Regions from separate parts of the Mus musculus genome. Here all the other regions are linked to region 1. Evidence: chromatin loops called from intact Hi-C (ENCODE). Cell type or tissue: gastrocnemius. All regions are shown on one strand. Links, peaks and the distances in the headings refer to the core of each region. The heading gives the core; the rest is flanking DNA. Region 1 has its middle 29 kb from the start of Gm22505. Region 2 overlaps Tbx15 (T-box 15). Region 3 has its middle 64 kb from the start of Spag17.

Region 1 (11,151 bases), core at 1,249-9,248:
TCTAGAGAATCAAATAACCCTATTAACATGGGGTACAGAGTTAAAGAAAAAATTTTCAACTGAGGAATATAGAATGGGAAAGAGCTGGGGAGAGGGGCCCTAGGAGTTGAATGGAGATAGTGTTAAACATGATTGATACACATTCCACTAATGTATGCCATTTCTGAAGCATAAATTATTTTTTAAAGAGTGACTGTGTGAATCAAGTAAACTGGTTTAAACAATATGGCTCATGAAATCTGGGAATGACGTAAGACTGCATCAGATCCATCATTAAAAGTGACCAAATGTAAAGGATGTTGAAAAGGAAGCTCACTTTGCATACACTGGAATATTATTTAAGAAGATGTGTGGAGGTTTTGAATCACGCTGGTAGGGAGAGGAAATGACTGAGAGACACATTCAGCTACTTTGCTGGGAATAACCTTCTCAGAGGACTATATTGCTATGAAGGATGGTTAAGTTCTACCATTATCCCAGAATGAGGCTTCTGCCTCTGCCCCCAATTACTTGGAAGAGAAGGACTCCAATGGCCTCTCCTCCTTCATTCCCCTTTTTAGTGCCTGTTGTGTTTTATAAAAATAAAGAGAGAAAAGGAATATGTTTGGTGGATATGTAGTCAGGCATGGGAGAAGGGGATGCCTTTGCAGGCCCATGTTGAGGTATCCCTTCCCCCCCAAGGGACCAGCCACTGGACAGTATAGTATAGAACAGAGTTTATTCAGGACATGGCAAGGGGAATTGAGAGGGTGTTAGACACACACACACACACACACAGAGAGAGAGAGAGAGAGAGAGAGAGAGAGAGAGAGAGAGAGAGAGAGAACAAAGATAGAGACAGAGAGACTGTGCAGAGGAGTAGAGTTTGGCCATGAGCATATGAAAAGAGGGGGGAGGGGAATGGGGCTGGAGGGGGAACAGGAGGAAGGGGATAAGACAAAAGCGAGAGAGAGAGAGAGAGAGAGAGAGAGAGAGAGAGAGAGAGAGAGAGAGAGAGGAGCAAGCAGCTCCTTTTATAGTGAGTCAGGCATACCTGGTTGTTGCCAGGTAATTGTGGGACAAAGTCTAGACACAGTGCCTCCCCGGGAACAAAGCAGGAGGGTTATGAGCAGAGGTACTGCACTTTGACCTGGCTGCTTGTGAGTCTTATGAGAGTAGGCTTTATTTTTTGGGTGGGTTGACAAAACACTGGCCTGAAAGATGTGCACAGGAATGTGTGTGAGTGGGCCTGTGTCTGGGATTCTGCTAGAGTCTGGCTTCCTGGGCTGTACTCATTCCCTACAGTGATCTGCACAGGGAAGCCAGGATGAGCTCAGCATGATAATTAAGGCCAGTATCATATTCAAGCAATTGTCTTATTAATTACTTTGAGGGGAATGAGGACTCGATTTTTAATTCATGTGTAGTTTAACTAGGGGGAAAATGTAATCCATATGGTTCTTATTCAATTACAATTATATCATCAAATTAGATTGTCTGTCTTTTTTATTTTTTGAAGCTATATCAGAGCCAAAAAATTCAGTGAGTCTTTTAAACATGTTTTTAAGCCTATTTCATAAAAACAGGAAGTCATGTTTGCTTTTGAGTAACCAGTTTTCTCTCGGCAACTTTTTGGATACTTACAAATCATAAATTCCTTTAAATCATGTGGAAAACAGCCCCTTAAGCTTTGGAACAAAGTATCTCAGGCCAGGAGAGTGACCACATTGTTTAAGTATCACACTCTTGCAAAATCGAATCCTCTCCTGTATCTTTCTGACTCTGCTGCTGCCTACCTACTCTGCAGCTCTGGATACATTCTTCCACAGAAGCCATTTTTGGCTTTCAATTCACTTCAATTCTAGAATCTGGACATTTGTTGTTATTTTGAGATTTTCATACTGCCAATATATCCCTATATCTCAATACTCTTATCTGTCAAATGGGCAACAACAGTTTGTGAAGTGGGTGTAAGAACAGGAGGTAAATGCAAAAAGCCCAGCAGGATAGACGGTAGATTTCACTACTAGTACATTTGTCAGTAAGTGCACTGCATTGTAGCTGCTTGTGTTCAAAGTAGTTTGAAGGGTTAATAAGAATAAAGGCAAACTGTGGATTCTGATATTGAGACTTTTAAATAATTTATACTGTTAGCATTTTCACCACAATTGCATTAAACTTTATGAAGTAAAACATATTAACAGGTTTATTAAGAAATTTACAAATCTAAGTAACAAACAAAAAATAGTTGATGTGATTGTGAGTGTTGTAATTGATGAATATACACCTCCTGACACCTGATCTAGGAAATATCGATCAGAGCTAGAGACCTGACTCTGGGTCACAAGCACTAGCTGCTCTTACAGAGGACCCAAGACACAGTCAATTCTCAGGACACAGGTGTCTCACAATCTCCTGTAACTCCGGTTCCTAGGGATCTGACACCCTCGTCCGGTTTCCACAGGCACGCATACATGCTTGGCATACACACATACCTTCACATCAATAAAAATTCAAATATAAAGAAAGAGCAGATAAATCTCCTGTGGTTTGTACTTTCACCCTTCCCCAACACATAGTTTATGTTGGGAATAAGCACAACGACATAATGATTTCTAATAACATTTGGAGGCAGAGAGCAGTAAGCTAAGCATGTGTCCCATTAGCTCTGTCTTATTTATTTTTCCCCAAAGTCCTCTGGGGTAAGAGTTATATCCTGGAGCTTTTCTTAACTTCCCTAGCTAGGTCAAACTACAAATACTACACTTTTGTCCAACGTGTTTATCTATTTGCTAAATGCTCCTTCTTGGTCCATAACTCCTTTCTTCCCGGTCTGATGAAGGAAAGGAGTGAACGCAGCCTCATCAATCCATGCCAGTGTGAAGGTCCCTGGGCGCATGTAAAGAGAGCAAGAGGCAGTAAATACTGTGAGTGGGGCGGGCACTAAATCACTCGATACCTCACAGAAGTAGATACATTAGAAGGCTGGACTGCAACAGGGCAGCTCCCTACCTTTCTCCATTAATGACAATCGAAATCAAGGAGAATTTCCTGCTCCTACCTGTGCCCCCCCACCCCCACCCCCTGCATCAGTTTTGCTTCTGTGTTTGTACAAGTGTAGATATGTTTCTGAAAAACAAACCATGCTAGTCCATGCACGGTATTTCACAAATCTTTTAGAGCGGTCTAGGTTTTCTCTTACATTTTTGGTTAAAGGACAGCTTCATTTATGGAGTCCTCTCACTTATTGGGTCCAACAAAAGATTAAAGCACTATGGTTATACAAAGTGGTTTTTTATTTTTTCTTAACTTAGGAGTTATCAAAGCACTTACACTGCAACATGAAGGCTCTTGAGCTTTTTGGCTATACTATCTTTCTATCTTTCCTGCATGTGTACCTTTGCACATAAGGAAGTTAATATATGCAACATCGCATGAATGGCCTCTGTGCTTCTTTATATGTGTTATGTAACAGCAGCATAAGAGCAGGAACATGTGTTGGACTGGAGCCTTGACTGGCTTGATATGCATATTTGTATATGTACCTAGTAGGTGTTATTAACCAGACAATATACTAAGAAACCTGAAAGTTGAAAGAGCCCTCTAACATAATATTTTTTAGATGATTTTACAGAGTTCAACTTCTCTATAAAACATTTTTATCCTAGGGTATATTAGCCAGTCTTGAATATATCCCAGTTGTGTAAGGAAACTCCTTGCCTATCTAAATTGTTTATTATATTTTTGTATTTTTTCATTTGGGTAGCATTTGACTGTGTTTTACAGGTTCTTAGACCTATGGCAGGGGCTTGTCTCTAACATGTATTTGAAAGTATAGCAGGGTGTTCTGCCTCTGAGAATCTGGTTTCACAAGCTGGCTGCTCATAGGAGAGGTACTTGTGCCCACACAGAGACCTCTTAGAGTTTTTGCACCAAATATGTATAGCTGTGGCTCTGAAGACAGCTCTTGGATTTCTCTTGACTCTTTGAGAGATACCTTTAGCTGCGTACTTCAAAGCTGACTGTCCACTTGCAGCACTCTGTCAACAAGCAAGGAGAGCTTTAGGACAGAAGACCAAGTCATGGCTAAGCTCTTGAAACCCTTTGCTGAGCCATGGAGTGAACCTACATTTACAGACAGGCTGGCTGCCAAACATTAACTAAAATACTCACACTTGTTTTTGACAACAGGGATCAGGTTTGGTTTCATCAACTGCTATTTTGGGTTCCCAGCTATGGCAGAAATGTCTCCAGATTCCGGGTGGCTGTAATGCCTCTGTACAGCTACCTTTCAGCATTGCTCCATCTGCTGTGCTTTCAAGGACTTAGTTATGTTGGTGCCTTCACAAGATTTGGACCCAAAATATGAGTGGGAAGGCCTATCAGGAACTCCCAAGGAGGAACCCCAGGGACAGGTCTTTCTGGTGTTCCCCTGTTTGAGCGTACTCTGACATGCAAAAGCAGCAGTATGAGGTGGCTTCCAAGTGCCTGTCTTTGATGATGGATGAGTTTGGCCTTGCTGCCTGGGGAACAGACAGGAGTCAGCAGAACACAGATGTTTCAAAGCAGCCAAATTAATCTTCAATGGGAATGTCAAGTTGGACCCATAGTACAATGTTTCAAATCCCAATGTGATTGGAAAGCAAGAGTTAACTTTATAGAACACATCTAAAGCTCTCCAGAATGAAAGTGCAGATGATACCTGATTCAAGGCTATAAGGCTTTCTTAACAATCCCTCAAGCAAGGGTGAAAGAGTGCACAGTCAGAAGAGGTACATTTTGAAATGTTCCCACCTTTCTGGGAAAGATCAGCTCTTTGTCAGCCCAGACTTGTTGCACTAAATTCATACATGCATAGAAGAAGACAGAGCAAGATTTGATGCATTAGAATCCCTGGCTAAGACATACCTTTTATTATAGAAATATCTCCAGAAAACATATATTTCATTGGTAAGTGAATAGAACCCTTTTGCCACCTCCCTCCCACCACCTCAATTTTTTTTTAATTATGAGACTTTGACAACTAATTCTGATTAGAGTAGCTGCTTGGCCATGTAGAAATCTATGAGGAAAATATTTGACACCGTAGACAAAATATATCTTCTCATAAACTAGAAAGGATGTCTGGAATGACATCTAGCACTGTGGAACTCTCGGGCAGTTCATTTCTGACACTTATGGTGTCAATGGACAAGTGGAAGCTCTGTTGATTCAAGGCTTCCTTATAGTAGAATTTCTGAATGAAAGAGGAAAGGGAAATCAAGAGATGTAGAGCATGAATAAAGTCATAGAAATACATACTTAATTTGACACAATTCAAGTTATTTAACATTGGGAGTGAGTTATAGAGTGGAATACATGGTTTTCAGATGAGTTACATGCTAAAATGTAAACATAATCTAGGAATAGAATCATAACTCTTTCAGTTAGGAATGATGGTAGAGTACTTTAATTGACAAATATAATGGACCAGATGTCATTTGTATATCAATCATATAATTACCATGATGTTTATGGTTTTGTTCAATTTGTCTGGGATCAGAGGTTTTATTTAGTTTTTATTGGATAGAAAAGGTGAGATGCTAAGTTCTGATGCTAAGGTCCTGTTCCCTAATTGGTTTTTGATCTGACAGTAAAGAAAGCCCATGGGCCAATTGCTAGGTGGAAGGGATAGGTGGAACTTCTAGGACCCTGGACGAGGAGAGAGGGATGAAAGGAAAGAGACAGTCTGCCTTGCTTTGGAGAGAGGAGAATCAGGCAACCATGTGAGCTCTCAAAACAGAGTGGCCACACAAACATCTTGTACAGGTGAATGGTCAGGGGAGTTTAACAACTGAAGTTTAGAGCGGGTGGAAGAGACTGAGATAAGAAATTGGTAAGGGCATGCTTTTCCAGGCAGGAGATAGTAGTGTCCAGCAATTGTGCCAAGAAGGCATGTTAAAAAGGAAAAACTATGTGTGTATCTTTTATCTATGGATTCAAGGGAAGCCAGAGGGGAGCTGGTAGCTAGGCCACTTCCCAGAGCTAAAGGTGGATAGAGCATCAAACTACACACAACACACAGTATCATAGAAAACATACACAAATTTCTGTGCCAGATACCTGGTAAATCCAACAGAATTTAAGGCTGCACATCTGAGACAGGAAAATATAAAAATATGAGTTTTCAAATAAGTCTCATGAAATGAGTTTCCAGTGATTGCTCATATACTATCCATTCAGAGACAAGAGCTATGTGCATAAGGACAAAATGCATGAGATTTGGGCAGAGTTGGGTAGAGTTTGGAATTTCAGAGAGTTTCCTATTAAATAAGAACAATGATTCCCAATTTCTAAGGCCATTAGGAGGCATCAGAGTCAGTCATGGAGGCCCCTGACAAGTCAGGAATATTCCTGTAAAGAACACAAGAGTGGTTGCGGCTCTGTCTCATCATCATAGTGAAGGCTTATATTTGAGGTGTGTTCTGGGAACATCGCAGTGCCTTGGGCTTATCTAAACTTCCATGCCTTTTCTCAGAGAAGTAGGAACTACAGGTACCGTCCATCCTGGAGTCAAGTGGAGAATTTGAGACATTTATTCTGAAGCTGAGCCATCTGTTTCTTGGATTACCATCCCAACAGTTAAAGTATTATTCTGTAGATGAAAATTAGAAAACAATGGAATTTGTATAATAATATTAACTATTCATTAAGGTATGCTTGTGGATTGAAGTAGAAAACTTCATAGTTAATAGGAAATAGTAGGAAACTTGATAGGGGATGGAGGACAGTAGGAAGGGATCTTTTGATCTCTGGATGAGAAAGTCAACCTAGAGTTTCAGATCTGGTGAAAATATTCTCCAAAATGAAGGTAAGATAAGGACATTTCTGGTTAGAGAGAAAGAATTTCATCCCCAGGAGACCTACTGTACCAGAGCTATTTAAGGAAGCTGTTGGTGAGAAAGTACCTCGGGAAAGACACAGAGGCTCTTAGGAGTCAAGCCTCATTTCGAGTGGAATTTCCAGAGGAGGAAAAGGAATGCAAAGACAGAGATTAGGGCAATAAACAGAGTCAGAAAATACACACTAAGTTTAAAAGTGATAAAGAATGAACTCAAATAGCAACACATGCTGAGTATGGAGAAAGACAAATAAATGTGTGAGCAGAAATAAAAGATATGCTTTTTTGGTTTTCAATTTCTCGAAAGAATATTCCTTGATTATAGGAAAGGAAAATGACAATATATTGTAGATTTTGTGTATGTGCCCTACAAACCAAATCCAGCATCTTGTGTTCACTATGTATACAGTCTACCACTGAGTGTCAGGGTCAGCCCTATGCTATGATGTTTTTAACATGTTTAGAAATCTTTATCTGTCGTTTTGGTTTCTGTGGTTTTATTTTTGACAGACCCAATTATATACATAGAGTCAACAAGTCTAAAAATGGTAAGCAGAAAAATTTCAGAAGTAAGTTATTGTAGTATCTTGTTATAATTTCTTATAATTGTTATAATATTATTAATCTTTTACTTTGCATATGTGTGTATATGTATATATATATGTGTATTTATATGCATGTGTACACCATATATATATATATATAATACATATGTATATGTATATGATTTATCACTATTCAAGCTGTCAAGTGTCAAATGGGAGTCTTATATCATCAGCAAGAAGAAGAGATCACACAAAGTATGCCATACATATAGCCATGGTAAGAAGAGAAGGATGAATGTGTTTGTAAAATTGTCACATTATTTATGAAGTACTATAATGTCCCTTAGAATGTTGTAGGTTCAAACTTTTACTGAAATCACTTTCAAAAATGAAATAATTCTACCCAAACCCAACCAAAACAAAAACTAAAGTTAATTAGCCAATACAAGGATAAATTTCAAAAGATGCTCAGGACACAGAAAGTTGAAAAGGAGAGACATGATTGAGAAAGGAACAGAGAAAATAACAATTAATAACAACGAGTAATTAGTAATTAGCTTGACAAACTACAAAACAAAGATGGCTGACTAAAAATGACTATACCATTGATTCCCCTGGGACATAACATTTATAAGCAACACATTTTACCTATGACATAATTAGAAATAGGTATGATGGAAAGAAATATGTTGTACAATCCATACACCTGATAAAAAGAGTAAGTGAGCTTTCCACAACCATAACAAAATGCCTAAGGAAATGATCTTTAAAATGAGTACAGGATTTTTTTTTTTTTGGCGCTCAGTATCAGAGAGGTTTGTGGTTGTGGTTTGGGCCTGTGGCAACACAATATGCTACAACAGGCTCACAACAGTTGTGAAACATAGAGACCTAGGAAAGAAAAATGCTGAGACTCTCTTGGAGGGCACATTGTCAGTGGTCTAGGTGTCAGCTCCTAAGAGGTTCACTAGCTTCTGACAGCAATGCATGCTGGGACCAAGCTTCAATGAATGTGCCTTTGAAGAACATTCATGTGCCAAACTCTACCATATGTTCTGACTCTATTAATATCATATGAAATAGACTTAAAGACAATATTACTGGAGATCAAGAATTACAAAATATCATTTTACTATAGAAAAACATGGTATGAAAGTTAGGCCTAAGTCTTTGTTATTTTCATTTACAGTGTTTAAGTGTTCTGTATTGGCAAAATGAGGAACCATGAGACACAGGAAATAAGATATTCAAGGTCTGTTAAGTAGGATGTTGGGTTAAGCAGACTTTTCAAATCTGTAATATAGATGGAAACAGCATGCAAACTCAATTTCCCCAACTGGACATTCCCAATGAAGATTTCACCCTGTGACCCCAGATCTTACTACGATCTCATTATGTGAATTTCTAGAAATGATAAATAGGCCAGGAGGTGAACCATTGATTTCCAGAGGTGAAAGCTGTTAGGAGGGACTGAGTACAAAAGGGGTGACCTGACTCTCTGAGGTGCTAGAGATATGTCCTGCCTCAGAATACAATGTGTCAAAACTCATTGAAACATACATTTTATATTGTTGAATTGTGTTTCTTGTTAATTGTGGCTCAGTCAGGCTGGTTTCTTTCAAATATACAAAAAAAAATCTGCTCACACTTTAAATACTTGGAACCTATGCATAATTGCATGAATTTTATGAGATTTTGAAGAAACTAAAAGGAAGCTGGGGCTATGGTTCCATTATAAAGTAGTTGTCTTGTAAGCAGAAGGGTGGGAGAGCTATCCTCCAGAACCCACTTAAAAGGGTGAATGTGGTGCTGCACAATTTGCAATCCCAGTGCTGAGAAGGTGGTCCCTGAGGTGCACTGGCCAGCTGGTTTTGTATACTGAACAATGTTCAGACCTGTGATAGACACTCTGTCTCAATCGTTAAATCAAAGCAGATGATGGATGGGTGGTGCCTAAGGAATATGCAAGGCCTCTTCTGGTCTCTACATGCACACACATTGATCTGCACCTATTCAGATGAACATGCATGCACACAGAGGCACACCCACACACACTCATACTAAAAGGTAGAAATTGTATTGTTATTGTTGATAAATAATGGTACGAATAACTGCTTGGATACATGGAACAACTTTACAGAGTATATATAGTGCACCTGTTAAAATGCCTATTATGCTCTGGCTCTGCAGTGAAGGCTGCCAAGGTAGTCACGTGACTTAATTGCCCTAACTTTCCACCCAAGGCATCAGGGTTGTGACCTGAATTCCATATAGCCACAGTCAGCAGAAGTCTTGGACAGAGCAGTTTAGTGGATGGGAAGAGCCTTACAGATCTCCAGAATTTAACTTAGGGGTAAATAAGAAGCATGAATAACAAAGTCATTATCATCAGTCCACTAAGAATAAAACAACCTTTAAGAACAAAATTCCCATCTTTCATGTTTTAGTTACTGGCAATGTTAAATATTATACAAAGTCCCTTTACATTAGTAGTCTAAGTAGGCCATAGTCAGCTATTCATGGATGTTTCAAAGAGAGAAAACATAATTCCCTCAGTAACTAGCCTGCAGGAAAACTTATCTGCAAACTGGCTGCTTTTCCAGAAGATACAGGTTCAAATCCCAACACCTATTGTATTTAATAGGCACCAGGAACATACATGCTACAAGGACATATAGACAGAAAAAAATAATCATGCATAATTAATTAATTAATCAATTTCCTGCATATCATTGGGTAGGCTGCTTCAGTTTTTTGGAGTCTGTTAGAATCATGTTGTTCAGTAGGATGAGACTAATTGCTGTATACAGAATTCAGTGTGCCAAAGGATCTTAGTGCATGCTCAAAAAAAATTAAGATTCATTCTAAAGAAAACAAAAAAGAACTGAATGCTGATCTAGATTTAGAAGGACTTAAGCCTGGTCCCTCTTTGTTATCCCAGTCTGCATCCAATAGTGTGTGTTCTAGCTTCACCCTTCAAAGCAAGGCTTCTTTAAGACCATGTGAAGACACAGCAGAAAGTGACCATCTAAACACCAACAACTAAGGCTTCAGAAGAAACCAAACTTATCAACACCTGATTTTAGACTTCTATCCTTCAGAATTCTGAAAAAATAACTTGGTATTTACTCTGTCAAGTCTGTTACTTTGTTATGTATTTTGTTATGACATTTTTAACAAACTAAGAAGTGAGAAATTCTGAGTTGGGGGCATCAGCTTTGATGCTGACTACAGACTATATAAGTAACCTAGTCCAAAGCATTTGTTGACACGGGGCATGGGGGCGCAAATAAGGGAAATAATATGAATAAGTAATAAAGAAAGAAGAAAACAGAGTCCAGAGAGGGAATGTGGATAGTTAAACAGCTTCTATTTGAAAAATCCCCCAAAGAGAGTCAGTAGAAATTTGTGGAAAATGATGATTTTAAAAGCTCCATGGGGAAACTGAAGGGAGGCACAAATCAGGGGACACTGAAACAGATGTTTCTTACTTTTGTGGCTTTTATAAAACCAGACCCCAGATATACTGTGTAGGACGAGAAGACTCTGAGGGAAAATCTGCATCCTGTTGGATGCAGAAACCGAAGAACTGAATTTAAAGTAACTCTATTTGCTGAAGAATGGGAGGAGTAACTTCAGAAAGAAGAAATTCAGGCATGGCACCCTAATTTTCTAGATTATTTCTGATCTGGCCTGGATTTCCTGTACCATGCACCTCAGGGAATCGCCAAAGCATCTTCAAGTTCA
Region 2 (11,151 bases), core at 1,591-9,590, 440 kb after region 1:
GAGTGGTTACTGTGTGCCTTACACTGTGCTAGATTCTGAAAAGTGACGAGAGAGTAATACTCTCTTCTGTGAATTACAAGGCAGTTAAGATATTGGATGACTTCACAAATATTCAGAGATCCACATGGGTAACTACCATACTGTTTTCCATCCTGTTACATAGAGTCTCATATGTCGGATAAAAATCCAGAAGACAAAGAGGTCTAAGAGGGTTAGGGGAGAACTTTGGAGACCCCATCACTATTTAAAAAAAAAAAAAACAAAAGGCCAAATTTATGGTAGCATAAGCAATGTCTACCTATGGTGAGAAATTTCAGAAGTGGCTATTTGTTCTAAACTTCCAGGGTCCCATGCTCCCCCAAAACAGAAACATGAGATTTTATTTCAGACTACAGACTGCAGCCTATGAGTGAAATTATTCGAATAAAAAATTCCCTTTAATGTTCATCTCTCAATTGTTTTGTAGCTATCGTAATTAGAAAATAAAATTGGCCCTGTATGCAAAAGAAATTATAAAGGAGTCGAAGCCAACTGTGAGATCAGCTACGATGTAAGAACCTTAAAATAGTCACCACCAAGTCAAGAGCAACAGTCTGCAGGAAAGTAAAGTTTAACTCTTGGTAAAAAATGTACTTCCAAGGCAGGGCGATGATGGTACATGCCTTAAATCCCAGCATGCAGGAGACGGAGGCACGGGGATCTTCCTGAGTTCAAAGCCAGCCTCAATTCATTCAAAAACATGACAACTCTCTGTAACTCCAGTCCCATGGAATCCAGTGCACTCTTCTGGCCCCTTGAGACAGCAGGCATGAACATGATACAGATATACATGAAGGCAAAACACTCAAACAGATAAAATAAAAATAAAGGGAAAATTAATGACTAGTCTCTTAAAGAGTTAAAACACCTCTGGTGTTTTATTTTATATTGGGCAAATGTTTGCTTTCTTTCTTCAATAAATAAATAAACAACATTTAAAAACTAATTTGAATGACTCAGAAATTTTCTCCTAGTAAATAATATTTCAACAAAAGGTCTTTCAGTAACTTTGGAGCACAATGCTAAAGTTACACTCAGGGAAGTTAAGGAGGGAAACCTGGGAACCCCTCACTGTGCTGGTTACACTGCAGGGCTCACTGGGCAAATCCAACATCAGTATGTCAATTAATGTTCCTATCTAAAATGGCTTCTTCAAAAGGGGTTCCTGGCCACAGCGTGTCACTACTTTCTATATATAACCAAAATTGCTTTATTTTATTTTTTTAGAATTTTTTTTATTTTTATGTTCTTTTTTTAATTGGGTATTTATTTCATTTACATTTCCAATGCTATCCCAAAAGTCCCCCACACGCTCCCCCATCGACTCCCCCACCCACCCACTCCCATTTCTTGGCCTTGTCGTTCCCCTGTACTGAGGCATATAAAGTTTGCACGACCAATGGGCCTCTCTAGGATAGCAAAAACTCTTCTCAAGGATAAAAGAACCTCTGGTGGAATCACCAAAATTGCTTTATTAACACAAGTACCACACTGGGTTCTCACAAGAAATTGAGTTTAGTTTATGAATCAGAGCAATAAGCATGTAGTTGATTTTTTACCTTCTAGTATATTCTAATTGGTGAGATGGAGCACATATATAGTCTTTCTATTTCATGGATGAGCAAATTAAAATCAAGAGGAAACTGAAAACCAGAAAAAAAGAGCATAGGTGTCTGCCTCCTGCTCTTCCACGATCTTGCTGGGTTTGTTCCTCTCCAAAGCAGCTGACATTTGTGAGCTACCTCACAACTGAAATGGCTTCAAAAAGTTAATCTTGGCTAAGACACAAAACCACTCTGGTGCTTGCTTTCTTTAATCTTCATAGCATAGCGTGCACACACACATTCCTAAGAGGGACTATAAAGTCCCTTCTAATGCAATGAATTAAGAGTTCAGCTAAGAGAGTTCCAAGGCTAAGAACAGAAAAATGCCACAATAACTTGACTTGGTTACCATAGATACAAAAGGCCTTGACTGTATGTACCTAAGTTTTAATGGCATTTAATATCAAAACTGGGCATTTTTGAAATATTTTATAGTTAGTGAGATTATTTTCTTCTTGAATATGTGATTACTGGATATGTATGTATATAATGCATACACACACACACACACACACACACACGCGCGTGTGTGTGTGTGTGTTTTCCTTGGACCCAGTAAATAGCTTTGTTTAGCCCCAAACTCACAGCAATCCTCTTGCCTTACCCTCCCAAGTACTGAGATTACAGACATGAGTCACTACAGCCAGCCTTGAAAAGTGATTTTTCATACTCATTCATTGAGCAGTGAACAAAGCATATTTACTCCTGTGGCTCCCCTATTCCCCAGCTGTGATAACTTCCTTCCAAATTTTATTTTGCTTCACTGGGTTTTGGTTACCTCAGCTTTATGATTAGGAGATGAGGGTTTAAAACATAGTTCTGCCTTTAAAATCATATTTATGTCCTGATGATAAAACAACTTATTGATTCTGTTGATAGTAACTCAGTCCTTGATACTCTGCTTCATATAGACCAGATTTTATGTTAATGGGCAAAGATAGATAAATCATGTTTCTGATCTCAGGTCACTGAGAATCTGGTAGGAAGGATATAGAAAGTGTTAAAGTCTTACTGTGCTGGATGCTCTAACAAACACAAGGAGAGTGTTAGGGAATTGTGAACCAAAGACAAAACTAATCAATATCAAAAGACTTCATAAAATGACATTTGAGTGGTACACACTCAAAATATAGGTTTAATAGCATCAAACAGAAGATGAGGCTGATTTTTTTATGTAGTATAAATAGCAAGAATAAGGATTTGGGTGATCTTAGAACACCAGAAGTAAACTGGTATGGTCAGACTTTAGAGTGTGTAAGGGTGGATAGTGAGTAGTGTGAGGGATGGAGGTTGAGACTCGGGCTCACCTGAACTAACCACTGTTTACTGAACATGTACTATGTGCTCATACTTCTAGACTCTCAAGATGAGGTGAGCAGCCATGTAGAGCTCAGAACTTGTAACTAGCATGGCTGTCAGAACGTAGATTTCCACCTTCATTCTCTATGTTCTCTACCTTGATTTTACATACACATGACAGTTTTCTTTCACTTCCTGCCTATGGATCCTGTGAGTCAAGTTGAATTCTTTGTCCTGTCTCCTATGTAAAGAAAGGATGTATAATGGTCTAGTTTTAGTATGGAAGACTGGTTACAGAAGACAACCACAAAAGTAGAACTTTCTGAGATTAGATGCAAAATACCACAACCACAAGATTGGAAATGAGTTGTCATATTTCCTCTAACTGAAACAAGTTTAAAATGACTACAGGAGAAAGATGCACCCAGATATTAATAAACACATATTGGGGTTTTTTTTCCTACCAAGTACTAACACATAATAACAGTGGGTGCTATTTCCCACTTAGTATTTGGGAAGACAGACACTCCTTCTTTTTTCTAAGTTCCAAGCCTTCTAAAATCAAGACCCCTTGGCTATCTCAGGAGTCCCCCTTCCAACCAGGGAAGCTATTAGAATCTTATAACCCAGGTAATGCTGACTGTGTCAGGCACAAGGAAATGATCCCAGAGTCCCTCTGGAATGGAGATTAGTCCTGGGCTGCCAGATTTCAAGGTAGCTTAGAGAGAAAGCTAGTGATGAAATTTTTCATAGAGAAATTCTAAATATGGAAAAAGCACAGTGTTTGGCATTAATCTGAGTACGGACTGAGCCCAAATTTGATACTCCACCCTGAACTTCAAGGGACTGACCTGTAACCGAGGTTGGATTAAACTAAAATCATAGTGATAGCAGACACTCAGATGAACCTGTTAGATGGCTTTGGTAATGGAATGGTGTCCCGGAGCTCTCCATGCCCTCCAAGTTCTATTTGGGAGAAAGGGGAAGGTAACCTGAAGCCTACAGTTCCTGTGCCAATAAGCCAATTAAGGAGACTAAGAGCTCTTATCTTTTTAGCTGCTCAAAGCACTCTCCACCTAAGCAGCAGCTTTCCCCATGATACATCGAGCCATAGTACATCGCAGTTACCCCTTGGGTGCAAGTCTTGTGAAACAGCAGTAGTCAGTATTTTCTAATCTATTTCTAGTTGAGCAAGCAAAGACTCAATGCCATGATAGTGCGACCTTCCAAGCCTCTATGTGCTTCAAAGTGAAGGGGGAAATTCCAGATGCTTAAATATGTTGTTTAATAAATTTTCACAGAGATGCTGTAAAGTAGGGAGGCAGGGATCGTTGTTGTTTGCTTGCTTTTGTTGTTTTGATTTCGAGTTTTTGTTGTATGTTTTGGGGTTTTGTTTGTTGTAGGCTTTCTATTGTTGTTGTTTTAGGGTTTTTTGGATTGGTTTGGTTTTGCTATAGCTTTTACAAGTAGAGACAGAGGCTTGTTTGTGAGTAATGGCTTCTCCTGTATTACATAACCCATGTTAGAATAGAATGGGACATGAGTTAGTCTGACGTTTGGGTCAGTATTCTTTCCACTCTCCCCTGTTGCCCATGTGAAGATCTGGAACCTTCTAAGCTGTTCAGTCACAAGACAGTTCTCCGGAAACAAAAATGTTGCCAACTCTTCTGGGAGAGGAAAAGAGCCAAACAAGTCACATGGGAGTTTTCCTTCCCTAGCACCAAGATAGTCATAATCAGCAACATTTAATATCACTTCATTAATCTAAACATTGTTATATAAGAAAGCACAAGTGTAGATGTCCTCTTGTTGGATTTCACTTGCTATCCACAGTCTTACCCAATGAAAAATCCAAAGAAGGCAGACACTGAAGGTCACTGTCGCCATCAGATCACCCCCTTGCTTTAAGCTAGAGTGATAAGCCAAGTAACAGAATGGGTGGTGGCTGCAAGATGTTTGGATTTTGAAAAACAATTGAAAACACTGAAAGACATGTCAAGGGAATGACGTTGGTTCCTATTTGTTCAGATTCCAGTTTATTTAGATTTAATTATGGTCACATTTCACGACCTAGAAGTTTCTGACAGTCCTAATTGGATAACCCTTCTTGAAGAGAATTTAGCTGGTGATAACAACTGCTAAAGTATGTCATGAAAAGACAAGTGTCAAAGAGCATGCAAGATTCGCCAGTGCCAGGAGGACCAAGAGAAAATAAGACAAATGCATGGATCTTGGATTTTCTAACACAGCCTTAATTACAGATTTGTTTTGCTCTCCTACAAATTTAAGTCTTGAGAGACAGATTTTTTCTAGTTCAGAAAATATTCATGATGAACAATACACAAGTGAAATAAGCAAAAAATGGCCCACAAGCCACAGGACAATACCCAAGCTAAATAAACACCTTGCATCAAAAGTCCTTCACAAGTTGATGCTAACCAGCTGGGTAGTCTTCAGAATTTATTGGTAAATTTTAAGCTAGCTTCTGTCCACTCGGGCCCCTTCCTGGGGATGTTGGCACTTGTCCTGGCTAATGTGACATATCAGATCATTCCCGAGCCAGCGTGCATCTTTGCTCTTTGCATCCATGGCTTCCATCCTGTGACCAACACCTCAGTGCCAGCCACTGCTATTACAGCACTCGTTTCAGCCATCATTGCTTTGCTTCCTGCACACTGGAAAACAGGCTTTCCTCAAAACCTGCCTCATAGCTTTGTAGAATGTGCTCATTAGGCACCAGTTAACACACAGGCATACTGATGTGCTAAAAGGGAAGAAAGAGCTAAACACCCGATTTCTAAGCAGTAAGTATAACTTAACTGTGACATCTGGGGACAGTGTCCTCGGTGGTGCTAATTCTCAGCACATGAATAGGAGAGACATTTGAGCACACCCAGGAGTACATAGAGCCCTTCAAGTGACACTCAGGAGACCTCCAACTACATATTTAAAACCCAACAACTTTATCACGTAGACACAATAACCTCTTTACTACTCTGAATCCATCCGTTCATTCAATCACATATTTGTCTAGCAAATAGTGATTGATTATATGTGTCTGGTGATATGCAAAAAGTTTATGCTGATACATGAACTATGCTTCAAGATTTTTAGAAAATTGTTCAGAGAGGCGGGGTAAATCCATAGATAAGTCTAAAACTGTAGAGTATTCCAAACGCAACATGCCAATTGGGTTATGGGATTTAAAAGATGACATTCTAGAGTTCATCTTTCTCCTTCCAACTGTCTACCTTAAGCAAGAACTCCATCTCTTCACAATTATTTTTATAATCTACAGAGTGCTCTATCAATAACCACTGTATAAAACTTTTATGAACTGTGGACAATATGTGTATATATGTGCAGTTCCAGAATTACATTATCAATAGATATGGATACAATACTAATTTTCATGTGTTCTCAACTGAGAAAAAAAAAAGCATCACAGTGAGAATTTAGAGTCAAGAGGAACCTCTTCATCTAAGACATCTTTTAGAAGTAAAAGGGAAGGAAGGTCTTCCAGAGTAAGGGATTTTATAACAATAGTATGGCAGTAAAACCTACAAGAAATGTACGGAAAACAGCAATCAGTGTGCCCCACATCACAGCTGTGTTGTGCCTCTTGTACCTTTAGTCCCTGAAACATTCTCCTGCTATATATAAAACATGCACCTGCTATATACTCAATGAAATATTACTTGTTGATGGATAGATGGATGGCTGGGTGGATGGATGGATGGATGGATGGATAGATGGATGGATAAAATGCTATATTTTAGCAGAGCAAGATAAGGCACATTGATCGAAAAGAGGTAGAAGATGGTCTAGCATTAATTTAAAAGTCTTAGTGTTGTTCTTCTGATCTTCTTCCAGAAGATAAATATATCCCTAGTACTAAGGTGTCTTAATTCTCCCAGCAAAATCTCCATTAAATCCTAAGGTTGCTGCCTCCTGACTTCACAGCCTGAACTAGGCCTGTGAGTTGTGTTAAACATAGTGGCAAAGTCTGACTTGAAACATTCCAGGGGCTTTGAGTGAAGCCAGTGAGTCCAGCAGCTTCTATAAAGTAGCAACCATAGGCAAGCACCTAGAAAGCACTCAGCCGCTGGCTCTCTTCTGTAAGAGCCTGAGAAGGAGAGAAACCTGTAGTCGTGCAGAGAAGATGAATAAAGAATCAAGTCCTACGTCATTCCACACAGTGAGGCTGAACATGAAATACAAAGCCCCCCCTTGAGAGGTGGATTTCTACCCAGGAATGGTTTCTACACAGACAGACAGCTGCTGAGCCTCCATGTCTGCTGAACAGTACTGTGCCTGCTGCCTGGAGCAAGACATGCTTGCATAAGTGCTGTGAATTAAAGGGAGAGGCATCAGCCTCTAGAGTCACAGAGATTCAAATACATGATTGTGAAAGAGGCATGCCCTTTCCAAACACAGCATTTATTTAAGTGGAAATAATCAAGAGATACTGGTGACTCCCAGGACAGCCTCTGGCACAGAGTAGGACATCTAGTCCTTTCTATCATTTGGAAAGGTCTGTGAGTTTTTGTGGTCATTTGCCTATATTCTCTGTGTCCTTGCAAATGAAGAAAAGCATATCCCAACAAAGAGTTTGTAAAATACAGAACAGAAAATGATCATAGCTGAAAGAGCTTCAGGACCAAGAGAGAAAATAACTATCAAATCTGTATGGTGTTAGGATAAATGGTAAGAAGGACAGAGCAAAAACAAAGATGCAATGAAACCATTGTCTAAGAATGCTCATTTCTGTATGGTCTACTTAAGTGCTACCCTCCCAGCCTCACCTCAGTCTGGAAAAACAAAAGACAAGGAGGAAGACTGCTGAATTCCCATAGGCTGTCCATAAAGAAGGGTCCAGGAAAGCAACACTTGCAGAGCAAGCAGAGAAAATAACTATTGCTGATAAGACTGAAGCCCCCAAAATATGGAGAGAAATAAACAAGATGTAGGAGGCTGAAGAGAGCCCTGACTCCAGCTCAACAACCAAGCCAAGAGTGCTCTAGTGCAAGATGAGGAAACACACAGTGTGTGTGTTGGGGGTGGGGAGGGGGGAGGTAGGGGAAAGAAGATTGGTGGTAAGTGAAATGCCTGTGGGGAGAGAGCGGAGGCCAAGATTGGACATTCTAGACCTTTGAAAGATGGGCGAAGTAACATGCCTAGTGGCCCCCACCCAGAAGTGTTAAAGAGAAAAGCAACTATGGAGTTCTGAATAAAAATATTAGGTCATCTACCATCCCACACACACACGTGAGGAAGCCAGCCAGATGTAATAATAGCTTGCACCTGTAATCTCAACACTGGGGAGGTTGAGACAGGTGATCACAAGTTCTAAGCAAATCTGAGATGGACTACATGGCAAGATAGAGACAGATGGACAGGAAAGAAGGAAGGGAAGGAGGGAAGGAAGGAAAGAGAGAAGGAGGGAAGAAGGAAGGAGAAAAAGAAGATGGGAGTAAGGAAAAGAGGAAGTAAGGGATAAAAGGATAGGGTGGGAGGGAGGAAGAGAGAGAAGGGGAAATCAGGGAAGGAGAGAGAGCAGAGATCAGATGTTTTGATAGCAGAAAAAAAAGTTCCCTTTGTGAACACAGGGCAAACGCTGGAGGCGAGAGAAACATCCTGGATTCATGCATGATTTGTCTCTGTCTTTATAACTTGCTGGCTGAGCTTAAGATACTTGCAAAACTTGAAGTCTACCCTCATACCTCTCATGTTCCTGGGCCTCCAAGGGAAGCTCAGCTCCTTGAGTCCTTCCTATCTTCCCCTACCCTTCCCAAAAAGGAATGCATCAAGGGTCTCTAACCCCAGAATGGATACTAGGTGATGGCCAAGGGGTAGCAGGTGGAGGGAGTTGGGAATTGCCTTCTGCCCTCTGTGTAGATTGACTTGGGAATCCCAGAGTCAGCATATTATTCCTAACCCAACCCCTAACTCCTGGGGTAATCTGTACATGGTCACTTGATCCCACCGGCTCCTTGATCAAGAACTTGTCTACATGAGCCTCCATCTTTCCCCAGAACTACCTACCTTGAAGGGTCAGAATGACCTTTGAAGAGACAGTGTCCTCCAAGTATGTCAGCAATTCAGAAGCTGACAGCTTCTAAAATAGCTGCTGTGTTTGTGTCTATTGCTCTCTGAAGGAGTGGCAGTGTCATTAGCCTCTGCAGGATTTCCATGCCAAAGTCACGCCTTCCCTTCTCCCCATAAGGCTCCACACTGCCTCTTGCCTCCCGGCCTGGGAAGACTTGGAGCCCAGAAGCCATGGCATTTAAGCACTGTCAGAGCTCCCACTTCAATTCCCGTAATGGTGCCAGTTCAGCAACTGTCATGATGACCAAGCCCGAACTGTATTTAGAAGCTTTGGGCACCGTACCATGTTCCAACCCATCTCAGAGTAACAAGAGATTTCCTGAGCTCCTGGGCTTGTGATTCAAGGTCCCCTCCTCCAAGGGAGTAGGGAGTTCAAGATAAATTTCTGATGATCTGTTTTCTCCTCAGAAAGAGGACTCCAGTTTTCCATGAATGTTATTATATAATACAACTTTGAATAACCATACTTTTTAAAGTAAAGTTTGCGAAAGATGACCAAAGAGAGAGAATGATAAAAATCACTCAATACAAGATTAGTACTGTTCACATGGACAACTGATACAAGGATAAATTCCCCTGAAAATACATTTTGAAAGTGCTCAGGATATATATATATATATATATATATATATATATATATATATGGACTTTATGAGACAGTGATAATAACTCAATTCATCTTTTTAGCAGCTTCTATGTCCCTTTTTAAAGTATTCTAGTAGAGTCCCATAATAGTTTCAAGATAATTCTTTTAGCGATAAGAGACAGTTTTACACACTTACACTTTAATACACTGTCTTCCACCCAAAAAGTGGGGGTGCAGTCTGATCATTTATACCACTAATTGTGTAGGCTGTCAGTTTGGGGGCTTGCTGCATGCAGAGGGTCTCTAGGCTCTCAGTGATGATAAACCACAAGAGAAAAGAAGACTGACCCCCAACTCTCCACCAACTGTCTCTAACCAGAGTCCCTCATAGGTACCCTGTCATTTAAAAGGCAATAGTGTTTGGCCTTTCCCCATTTCTGGGCAAGGAACCAACATTCAGAGAATGTGGTTTTAGGATCATGGCATCTAATCCATTCAAGGATTACCCGCCCCAAGTCCTGCTCAGATGGCCGTGTTACTCATTGCCTCCCTTTGTTCTATAATAAATCCAACCCTGGCTAATTCCAAGCCTCTATGCATCACTGAAGTTTAAAGATGGCATTTTGACAGGTCAGATATTTAGAAGTAGTGGACCACCAACCACTCAAAAATTTTAAGTCATTTTAGAAACACATGGAAATCATTTTCCCCAAGAATTCACAAGTCAGGAGGATGGGATCTTATTGATGGCATATGAGCTGTTGTATATGTTAAATTTTTATTGTATGTACTATCATCTTTGTATAATCTAAGTTGACTTAACAATGAAGGTGGGTTTTCCTTATTATATGAAGTATTACATGAGTGTTATCAAGTACAAATATAGCACTCAGTATAGAGCGCCCTTATAATAAAAGCAATAAAAGCGTAAGATAAGACTATAAATAAATGTACCATGAGAATCTATTTAAAATTCAAATGTCATTCGTAAGGTTATTTCATAGAGATCAGATATTCAACTATATTTTCAAGACCATATCTCATGTAGCCCAGGCTGGCCTGATCATCCTGCCTCAGTCTCCCAAAGTAACACAGGTAGTTTTCCTACCTGCATCTTTCTTCCCCCCTTCATCTTCATGGTAACCACATATACCTCTGACATACAAGTCAGATCCTTCAGGGAAGTCAGGGAGATGTGCTATGTATAGTCAGGGGCTTTTTCGTTTTAGACTCCGTAGTTATACTTTCTCACTCTTCTTCCCAAAGTCTCAGTAAAGCATCAGTGGCACAGAAACTCGGTGCTCACTAGTTTCTTACTCTCATTGGCCAAAACCACACCAACTTTGCTGTTGTAAAGAGAGACACACAGTTCCTTGGCCAGAAATATGCTCTCTGGACTCTGTGGGTGACCCCACAACCTCAGAAACTCCTATCCCATATCCTCTGAGGCTGTGTGTGTGTGTGTGTGTGTGTGTGTGTGTGTGTGTGTGTGTGTGTGTCACTGGCACTGAGAAG
Region 3 (11,151 bases), core at 1,045-9,044, 85 kb before region 1:
TGTATCTATTCACTTTCTTACTATCATAATTAACATGTGTCTCTATTTTATAAAACTCACTGATGTGGTGCCTGCCTCTTGGAGATGTCTACACCTATAAGGAAGGGGAATGAGCAATGAAACCTGAAAAGAGTTGGAAAGAGGAAAATCAGACCAAAGCTTTAGGGATTCAGGTAGAGATGCAGCAAGAGTCTAGAAAGGCAAGTTTATGGAAATAGCAGCAATTCCTTTGCCAATCTTTATAAATATGGACATGGTGTGTTTAGGTTTAGAGGATGAACTTGGACCATGAGTGGGCCATAACTCTCATCCCATTCCCCTATGCCCTTCTTGTCTAAAACCGTGAGTCTGCGTATCATCATAGATGAACCATGGGCAGCAGAACATTCTACAACTTTTCCCACTGGGACCTTAGAACTATAAACCACTATGTGCTGTTAGTTTTCTAGGCTTCGTGGATAAACTAGTAAGAAAACTAGACCAAAAAAAAAAAAAAAGTCTCAGCACTGTGGAAGTTGCCACTGAGATAAAAAGATGAATTAACTTTTATAGAATGCTAGGAGGTATGGGGGGAAAATGAAGCAAAAAAAGGGGGGATGGGGTGGTGTTATAGTTTGGTCAACTGGACATAAATCTAGACATATTAGGAACTAGGGAATCTCAACTGAGGTCTTCCCTCTGTCAGATTTCCTGAGGGCATGTCTATGGGGGCATTTTCTTGAGTGTTGATTGATCATAAGAGGGCTCAATCTACGTGCAGTGGGCAGTACCATCACTGGGTAGGTGATCATGGGTGATATAAGGAAGCAAGCTGAGCAAACCATGGGGAGCAAGCCAGCAAGCAGTGTCCCTCCAGGGTTTGTACTTAAGTTCCTCCTGGAGCTCCTTCCTGGCTTCCCTTAGTGGTGGACGATGAGCTCTAAGAAGTAAACTCTTCCCTATGTGGTCCTGCCTGGAGGTCCTGCCTTACTTCCCTTAATGACGGACTATGAGCTTTAAGGTGAAATAAACTCTTTTCCTTGTGTGCTTCTTTTCTTCAAAGCAAGCTAGAAGCGATGGCTCTCTTTGCAAATGTGTTTAGTATAGACTAGATTTGAATAGTAGCACATGTGAGCGGGCTTCAGAAAGAGAGGCTGTGAGGGTGAGACCTGGGAGAGAGGAAACGCCTGACATATTTAACATCATCCCATGCACCTCCTTCCCTTATTTTACTGATAGGTGGCATTTTCTGTTCTTTTCTGTCCACCTTCTCCTCTGTTATCTCTTCAAAGAAATTACTCTCCATACTGAATGAAGGTCCTTCATCTCTTGAGGCTAAACAATTAAAGATGAACTAAAATAGCCAAAGAGTATGGGCATCTATAAGAGATTTGAAATATTATTCACTTTCTGTCTAAGATTGCACTCTCTTTACAAGATACAAAGATACTTGGCTTCTCTAATTTTTATCCATACTAGAAAATTCTGTTGGCTACGAGTGTGGGAGCTTTCAGGCACTCCTGCATTTGTGCTTTGCTCCCTTTCTTATGATAGTTTTCATGGTTTTAGAACCAATATCACCCAGGCTTTACTCCATGTGTTACTTTGTTTTTGAGTCTTCTACTATTAGTCTGCTGTTTTCCTCTGAGTCTGTTTCTGTTTAGGATCATGAGTCTACCCTTGATCTTGTATTATCTCTCTATACAAACCCTGCTTGGTTAACGTACCTCCTAGCTGAACAAACACTGAACTGATATCTTAGGAGGGTGATCATATGGGAGAACAAGACAGAGAGACCCACATTCCTGTCTTGACTTAGGATGGATTAACTATAGAGATAAATACATTACTTCGTTACTGATTGAAACCTTCATACATGTATATAATATGCCAAATCTGCCATCCATTCCTTCCCATGTAACTCTACCCCTAACCCTCTTATGGTTTCCCCTCCCATGTCAGTATGTGCCTGTGTACAAGACGATCTGTGTGAGCATGGGTAACCTATGGGGGTTGCCTTCATAAAGAAAGTGGACTGTTCTTCTCCTAGCAACCACCAATATCTATTAGCTCCTGAGCTAGGGGTGGGACTTCATGTCTTCTGCCACACTACAGGCTAGGATTTTGGCTGGCTTGATCTTTAGGGCATAAAGATTTACTTCTATTTGAAGGTTTGTGTGTGTGTGTGTGTGTGTGTGTGTGTGTGTGTGTGTGTGTGTGTGTGTGTGTGATGTATATGTATTTCCACAGAGGCCAGGGAGGATTGTGCCCTCTGGAGCTGAAATTATAGGAAGTTTGGAACTGCTTGGTATGGATGCTAGGTACCAAACTTGGGTTCTCTGTCAGAGCAAAAAGTGCTCTCAATTGCTGATCCACTGACCCTTTGAGTATAAACTTTAAAAGAACCCAGAGCATCTTAAATTTCTCCATGGCCAAGATTGACCCCAGAATCTAGAAGAGGCTGGAACCTGTTAGAAATGGGAGCACAGTGCTGGTTGATATGGGGATCAGATTATCTGTGGAGCTAAGTGGAGAAAATTAGGAAATTGCAGACTTTTCTTGTCCTCTAAGATCTCAGTTTTCTAGCCTCTCATCATTTCAAACATCACTACTATACAAACAACTGGCCCTTAAATCTGTAATTCCACCTTTGACATTTCCTCAAAGCTCCAACTTATTTTAACAGTTGCTAAATATGTGTTCTCATTAGAAAATCCATATAAACAAGTATGTTACACACAAAAGACACACACACACACACACACACACACATACACACAGAGTCCTGCACTTTCTCATAATCTACCCTTGATACTTGACTGCTAATAGAAATATATGCTTTTAATTTGATTAAATGTGAAATTTTTAAAAGTAAGCTATAATAGTTATAAGACTCATGGCCTGAGACTAAGGGCAAGGTACTATGACAGAAATTTCTACTTAATACTTTGTTCAAGAACCCAGAACTATATATTCTGATATATTAAATGAGAGCCTAGTCTTTGTCAAGAATGTACAGAACTCTGTTGGAAATAAGGAAAATGTCCATGTCACTCTGGGTTGTGGTCACCACTCTAATGATATGTGACATGGAGCCCCCTTTCCAAGAATGCCTGGTAATGTTCCTTCAGTTTCTCCTCTACTAAATGTACTTTAGGCAAGGTCTCATTTCTAACAGGGCTGGACAGATGTTTCAGCAGTTAAGGCTGTACTTTTGCTCTTCCAATGGACCAGGAGTCAGGTCTTGGTTCCCAAAGGTGGCTCACACTCTTCTGTAACTCTAGTTCCAGGGGATCTGATGCCCTCTTCTGATTTAGCAAACTTTAAGCATACAAGTGGTGCATAGACATACACACAGGCAAAGCCTCATGTTCATAGAACAAGATGAGTAAAGAGATCATTCTAAGGATTGTTGAAGGCAGACTTTAGAATGATCTTTTGCACAGTATCCAGTACAAAGTAGGCATGTAAAGGCTGCATAGGGTAAAAACCGGGACTCAAAAGGCCCATGATGCTAAAAGGTCATCTTTGGTGGTAGGCATATTCTTAGGATACAGAAATACCCAATGCCACTAACTACACCCAAGTAATTTGGACAATTGGTAAATGTCCTTGAGGATTCTCTCTGCCCCCTTCTTTTCTCCCCTTCCATCCAGAGAGCCCCCTGTGGCTTGGACCTACTCTCTGTGGGCTCAAATGCTTTCCCAGTTCTAGAGACGAAACTCCGACTGAAGTTAGTGGAATGAGCAGACTTGTTTTTACTCGATTTGCACAGCTCTCTTTAATGTCACTCATGCTAGGGAAAAACCATGACCTATACCATGGGACCTCTAGGTCTTACTTCTTTCCACATCACTCAGAAGGTGCCCAACAGCACTAGAAGATTACCACCACTGAAACTCACTCTGGGAGGTGAGCTGTCAATCACATTTCCCCAGCACATGAACCTGACCTCTCGCCCTTGAGCCTGGCGCCTTGGGCCAGGAAGCTTCTCCTGTGTTGTTGTCAAGTTTTCCACTGTGTCCTCAGGTCAGCCCCAAATGGCTACTATTGCTGTCCTCACACTATTTTTAGTCATAGATCAGTTATCCCTGACACGCAGTGGTGGGGATTAACAAAATGCACCCATATGCATCTCTGAGGGCTGACATGTGTGTCCCTAGCCCAAAGTAGTCTTGGGCAGTTCTGGGTAGGATTAGCAGGCTTAATTTTTTTATTATCTCTTTCTACTTCTCTTGGCAGAAAGAAAGAGGGACCTAGGCCAGAACCACCAAGATTTGTTTGAGGAATTTAGCACAAGCCTTTCTTTAACTATGCATCAGACCTTGTATTTTGCCCACACTTGATTCCTTGCAGCCCCCCGGGGTACAATTTTCCTTCTGTTGATGGAAAGGCTTCTATTGCAGACCAGGCTCTGCTTTTATGAGAACATAGAGTAATAGGTCATGCTGTGGGGATGTCCCCATCAGGAGCTCATGTGATGAAGGCTCCACATGCCAGAGGAAGGGAATTTCAGAACGCCCCGTGCCAGCTGGGAAGGCTGTACACGGCAGGGTAAGCTGCAACATAATCACATCATGTTCTGTAACCTCAGCTCTGATGCTCTCTATCCTCTTTTGACCTGAATTGAATGCAAGCTTGATCTTTAAATGCCTGTTGTTCTCAGTCTCAAGTACAGTGCTTGAAACGGCCTTTCTCTGTGGCAAGCACACCACACACCGTAACCCATACTTGCTTGGCATTTCTTTCCTTTAATGTCGTGGGTCTTCTCATGTGACAAAATGACTCTTGACTCTTATAAGAAGGTAAACGTTGGGGCAAGCAACTCTTAGAGCTTTTGTCAAATATGTTGTCAAACAAACAACAAAACCAAAACCCTTCCCTGGTTTGTTGTGTCACATGACATTTATCCCATAGTCTTTATGTGCTTTGTAGGAACTGTGTGCTTAGCTCAGAATCCCTGTGCTGGATTTTAGGAGCCTGATATTGGCCTCTGAGTCACTGCCAGTGCTAGTTCAGAGTCCTGCCTCAGAAAGTTGCTGTCTTTTGCTGGGCTGAGTGGGGTCACAGGAATCTCACAGATGGACCTACTGTCCAGGCAAAGCATGGTTTGTTCTGTACTTCCCAATAGAAAACAACTATAGTCAGAAATTCAGGTCTACTTGTGGATTTCTTTCTTAGCAACTGCCAACCACCCCTTTACTCACTCTTTCATGGTTGCAAAGCTTCAACATATAAACAGTAACTACATTTACCAAACCAAACCAACAAATTCCTTTCTTTCCTTCCTCAGGCAACACGTACTTATTAGGTATTTAAATAGCATGCTTGCCTGCCTCCTGTCTATATGTATTCTAAATGTAACAACTTTTTCCACTTAGGAGTTTATGAAAGATGAAACTGTGTCCCTTGTCCAGTTGCTGGCTGTGGATGAAGAGATTAGTTCTTCATGCCTCAGTGGTTTTTCCTTGAACACAAGATGGAAGGAAAGGGACTTTTCTCTGTGTTCTACAAGTGTTTTAGACTGACGGTCCCTGAACAAACCAGGGCATTTCTTGGACATTCTCTGGGTTCTGCTTACCCTTGGCTCACGCTGCACAGACTCCCATAACTCCTGCCACTCTGATCTCTTTCCTTGGCTGTGGCCACTTAGACACTTGGTGAATTTCTTTTTGCCTGTCACCTGCAAGCTAGTCTCTTGCCGAAGCTGCTACTCAGCTTCTGGCCTCCCACACCAGAACTCACTTCTACCTTTGTTTTTCCTCCTCCTTTTCTTGTGTTCTTTATTTTCCTTTCTGGAAATAGCTCTCCCATGTGTGTGCATGCATTGACTCACCCTGGTCTCTCACACCTGCAGACTCATCAGTAACGTTGGTCCTTGTACATTCTGGTGAATCCTCAAATCTGATTTCCTACTGTGGCCAAAATAACCCTGTATAAAGATGTCATATTGCCAATCATTATGACTTTCATTCTTTGCCTTTAATCATATCTCAAAAAATAAGGCAAGAAGAATAAAAATTATTGAAGGAATAGCATGAAAGAAGAGATGATGTTCTAGTAAGGCCAGAACACTTACAGGTAAAAACATCATGTGACTGTATGTTCAGTGTGTAAGGTCCCACCTAGTTAGTGTTGGGGTGAGAACCAGAGTCACTGGTGAAAGGGAAGTTCTGGGAACCCTCACCAGGTAAAAGACTGGGCTTGCTCTCTAAGCCCCCGAGGTATGTTATTGTACAGAGCAGTCTCGATTTTCATCCTCACTCTTGTCTTCTTTCACCAGACATTCAGGAAACTCTCTTTGGGAAATTGTCTGTGAAAGCCAGGAGGGAGTGAGATCTGCAGCACTGGCCAGAGATAGGGTCCTCGGAGGCTGATCTGTATGATCGCATCCTCAGCTTTTCCCAGGTGATGCTAAACTTGTCTCTTGTTGACTACAGTAGAGGAAGGGAGAGCATGCAGGCAGGGTGGTGGAAGCTTCTGCTTTCAGTAGTAGAGGAATATTGAGTTAGTTTTTTTTCCTTTATGTGACAATGTTACTGCCATGAAAAACAAAACTTTATAAAAAAATTAAACCACACAGGTGTTTTCTATGATCAATGAAAAAAAAAAAAGTAAGATTGAAAGTTGTATGTATCCTATGACTTCAGTCCTGTAGACATCTACATAAGCAATGTATTCTGGGTGCAGAGGGATAGATTAAAATCAACTGTGCCTAGTAGATTCTTCCTGGAGGCCATAAGACTTTCAGGGAAATCTTGAGACAGGATCTCTTTTGAGGTCCTCAGAAGCTCGGCTTGAGCAGACAGATGATGTGTGACTTTGGCCTCCGAACAACCCTTTGAACCCAGGCGTTGAAGGTATGGTATTAAAAGCTACCAGTTAACACAGATAGACAAGCTAGAGTCCATCAGAGTTCCTGGTACGAGCTGGGACTCCTGGGAATTTGTCTGTCTTTTCACGCACAAAGGGGCAGCCAAAGCTGGCTTACTTCCTGAGTGTCAGAGTGTAGAGAAGCCTTGAACACCACTCTTAGCCAGATATGCCCTGGACTGAGGAAGCCCTTGGGATCTGGGCAGTCAGCAAGTTGCATAAATCAGTGCTAAGTCCTGTATCAGACGTCTCCATGGTGCCAGCATGGTGCCATCCCAGGAATCCACAGCTTTAGGTTACCTCAAGTCCCAGCCTGGGGTTTCCCTGGAGGCTGTGTTAGGGTTGGATGGCCAAGTTGTTCAGTATCCTGACCTTTCTTTTGCTCCATGGACTCAAATCCATCATCTTTACTGAGTACCTACTATGTGCAATGTGATTTACTGATGCCACTTTTAATCTGCTCAGCAATTCCATTAAAATAGTATTATTATCACAATTTTGTGCGTAGTAAGGTTGAAACAGTGTGATTGAATAAGTTGTGATGTCTTTCAGCTTTTAGTTTTTCATGCTGTGTGCATGTATGGTGGGAAGAGAAGTAAGGAGAAAGGGTCCATTCCATTATATTGCTTTGAATTCTGGTCTTTAACCATCTGTCTTCCTCCTATTTGTTTCTGAAGTGTTTCTTCTCAGCAACCTGCAAAAAGTAGTATCCTTTAGTCCTTTTAACTCTGTCCATAGGAAGGCCTCATAGAATTGGAAAATTAGAAAAGAATTATAGTTTTCAAAGGCTTATGTTTTGACAGCCATCAGAACCATTTTCTATGCTTAGGATGACCAAAATCGCCTGTGTAAACTAGGAGCACGATGTGGTTAATGCTGAAGATTCAGGAAACACAGATTTCCAAATCCCTCATGTTCTTCTCAGAGGAGGTCATGACCAGACCCTGTGAGTCTGGTGCTTTTTTGACATTCGATGACATGCAGGACACCTTCATTTGGAGTTGACCCACTAAGACCAGATTTGAAAGACTGGCTGACTTCATCCTCGGAAATCCTGATCTTGGTGATGTCAGTCCCACCCTACCCCCTTCTCTCTCTTCTACTTCCTCCCCTACAGATATATCTCTCAAGTCAGTCACTACACTAGGGAGCTGCAGTAAGTGACACATGGAATATACATGTTCCATCTCTCACTGAGGTTTGTGGACTGGGAACTCAGTGTGAAGTCAAAGTATGAGCAGTGGTTTAATGGGGAAGAGAAGAAGGTGCTCAAAAGACACATTAGAAAGGTCAACATGGACATCCTCCATCAGAATGGTCTACACAGAGACCCGACCCGAGGAATGAAGGAATGACAGGAGAGGGAGGCAGATCCTTCCAACCCTGCCTGGTTCAGGTGTGCAGTCAAAGAACACTGGAGTTGCATCCATGTTTTAGATGAAGGACTATCACCATTGAAGGACTATCTGAATTCTAATGGACCATAAGAATTTCACAGAAATGCTGAGATGAGGTACTCCTTGGAGGAATTAATATATACCATAGTTTGGAGCTGTGACCTGGGGGAAGAGACATCTGTGCTATGGTATCTGTGGTTTGACAATTCAGATGCACATGTGACCACCTTGTTTACCAGTCATTCCATGCTCCATTTCCACTGGAAGACCGGGCCAGATTTCCTACTTCTGTTTGTTGATAGGACCCAACACAGCAGGTAGCACATGTAGGACATCATTCCTACTTGTCTTGGTGGCCCAGAACCAACTGGAGAAGGTCTGCTCTAAATTTAGCCCTGCCAAGCAAACTGTAGGAATTTTGTACCTCACAGCAGTTCATCTTGAAAAGACAGGTCTTGTGTTTGGCTGGGGCCTGAGGACTCCCTGTCATTGTGACAATAGGAAGCAAAGGAAAGGCAAGCCATAAATTAGGCCAGGGGACAGAGGCAGAGGAAAACAGATACACACTGGTGACAAGATTAATATGCAGTTGATGGAGAGCGCTTTCACACCAGAGCGCCAACAAATAAACACAATTCGGAAAGCTCATCTCTGCCTCATCGGGGAAAGCCCGATTCCTGAGCCAGTGACAGGGAGCAAATGACTGAGCAAGAGGAAGAAAAGAAGCATGACAGCCATGTACATGGGGGGTGGGGGGAAGCCGGGTAGGGGAGTCATTGTCAGCCAGGAAGTCCCCCAACCCCTGCAGGGTCAGAGAGCTGAAGGATGCCAAGCAGTGGGCTTTGCTGAGCTGTATGTTTTCTGAACAAAATCAAAGGACAGGAGGACCAGGGGCTTGCGCTGCAGGGGAGGTGGACTCTGAGATGCCTGGGTGAAAGCTGAGCTGAGAGCGGTGCTTGCCCCAGGCACAGGCATGGCTGTCTGGGCCACCAGCTGAGGAAGGTATCATTTTTTACCGGGAGTCAGCAGAGTTGCCTGGCTCTTCATCTGGACCCTTCGGATGGCCTCTCCCCTGCCCTGCCCCGCCCCCATTCTACAAGGAATGACGACTCAGCAGGCAAGCGTCGCAGAGACTTTTGCTTATTCTTTTGAAGCACATAGAATTACTACCCTTGTAGGCACAATGCAGCCAAATATTGAAAATTTTGTATACTTCCTAAGGCAGGCAATTGGGAGAATAGACACAGTCTTTAAAACTACCAACTTATTCTGTGGTTTAGGCTTGTAACTATTATGCTACCCTGTTGGGCCAATGCTTTTCCATGACCCTGAGAATAAATCCAGACTTTGAACTTGACCTAGAAGAATTCTCACGATCTGATCTTTGCTTAAGCTGGCTAAGCCTCTCTCTCTATGGCAACAATGAACAACTTCTGTTTATATGTAGCAGCAGATTAATTCCAGCATCAGGTGGCTTTATTGACTTGACCTCTAGTGAGGGGTCCCCTGGCTACTTCACATCATGGATGTGATGGCATTTTGCTGGGAACATACATGAAAGAGGGCGGTTGTGCCGAGAGGCAAAAAGCCAGAGAGACTGAGGTATTGGTCGCTCTCATACAACAACTTTCTCATGAGAACGAACTGGAGTCCCATGAGAATTCCATTAATCTCTTCAGAAGGCAGAAGGAACCTGTACCTTCAATGACCTCCAATGAGGCTCTACTTATTACGGGCTTTATCACCTCCAACAATACCATACTAGAGACCAGTATTCTAATACTTGAAACATACATGTATTAAACAATTTAATTGTTGTTTAATTAAGGGGAGGGGGTAAAACACAGCCAAACCAGATCATTATTTAGAGCTCTAACCTTTAACATATGCTTTTTTATCTTCCTGCAATGACCACACCCACCTCTTTTCTCCTGCATCCTCTAGGCCCCTGTCATTATAACACTCATGCTGGTTCGAAAGCTGCCTAAGAAGATGTTGGTCTCGAACTCTATTGTTTGGCAACTAGTTAAACACTGAGTGCACAAATGGGCAGGCAAGTGAATAAGTGAACAGATATTAACCAGATAAATTGGTGAACCAACTGAAGAATAATTCTTACATCTTATGTAGAGATGTTCAGTTTGGAACAATCTCTTGACCTTTGATTTAGTTTCTACTTCAGGGCTGGAGGACACCCAGAATGCAAAGTAAGAACACAAGCTAGCTCAGAGAAATTTGGGAGAACCAGTTTGGCTCTTAGTTTCCACAAATAAATTTATCATATTTGCCTTCTTTTTGCCTTGGCATCAGTACCCATAACATAAGCAAGCAGAGCCTTTTGAAGGCAGTTATCAGAAATATCAACAGCTTCAAGTGCTCATTACAGATGTCAGATCTCTCATTGCAGGCATCTGGTGAAGCTTGGAGAAGCTTCTTAGCTCTCTCAAATTTAGTTTCTGTAATAGGGGAGAAGGAGAACAGCGCCTTTGAGCAGTCAATCATTTCTAAGGATCCAATGTGTTCCTCTTCCTACCAATGCAGGTTGACATAGGTCTACTCTGTAGCCAGGATGTTTGTAAAGTGTGTGTGTGTGTGTGTGTGTGTGTGTATGTGTGTGTGTTCTTCGAACATTTGTTGGAACTGGGCAAATGATATGTTAATGAGTTCTTTGATGGAACCTCACTCATATACTGGTATTATCTACCAGGGTTAGTGGAAGAGGCACTTTGGGACTATGATAATTTATTAGAATTCTAAGATTTTTATGACACCATAATCATAAACCTACCCATGTTGACCTGGCACATGGTACAGAGTATTGATGTACCCACAAACATTTAAATGCAATAATTTTGCAGTGTTTGAAATCTACTGCAATAGATCATGAGTATATTTACATGTC

Evidence for each region. A loop is a pair of places that touch in the nucleus more often than their neighbours do. Peaks named below come from ENCODE experiments on the same cell type or tissue, not always from the same donor. Only the 100,000 strongest peaks of a DNase experiment are listed, where the experiment ranks them.
Region 2: a loop joins it to region 1, with 4 times the contacts of the local background. A loop is called at or near these places in 2 of 42 quality-filtered maps.
Region 3: it touches region 1 in a loop (2.5-fold over the local background); 4 of 42 quality-filtered maps call a loop at or near these places.

What each region holds. Positions count from the first base shown.
Region 1 is chr3:99,731,578-99,742,728 of GRCm38, reverse strand. No RefSeq gene overlaps it. Among named protein-coding and RNA genes, the nearest start is that of Gm22505, 29 kb to the right of the region's middle. In gastrocnemius, for the core only: no CTCF peak of the experiment used is centred there; no DNase peak of the experiment used is centred there; H3K4me3 peaks cover 239 bases; H3K27ac peaks cover 4,572 bases.
Region 2 is chr3:99,294,461-99,305,611 of GRCm38, reverse strand. All of the region lies in intron 1 of Tbx15 (T-box 15), which reads right to left. Among named protein-coding and RNA genes, the nearest start is that of Tbx15, 46 kb to the right of the region's middle. In gastrocnemius, for the core only: no CTCF peak of the experiment used is centred there; a DNase peak (open chromatin) is centred at 5,497; H3K4me3 peaks cover 348 bases; H3K27ac peaks cover 5,411 bases.
Region 3 is chr3:99,816,282-99,827,432 of GRCm38, reverse strand. No RefSeq gene overlaps it. Among named protein-coding and RNA genes, the nearest start is that of Spag17, 64 kb to the left of the region's middle. In gastrocnemius, for the core only: no CTCF peak of the experiment used is centred there; no DNase peak of the experiment used is centred there; H3K4me3 peaks cover 155 bases; H3K27ac peaks cover 6,606 bases.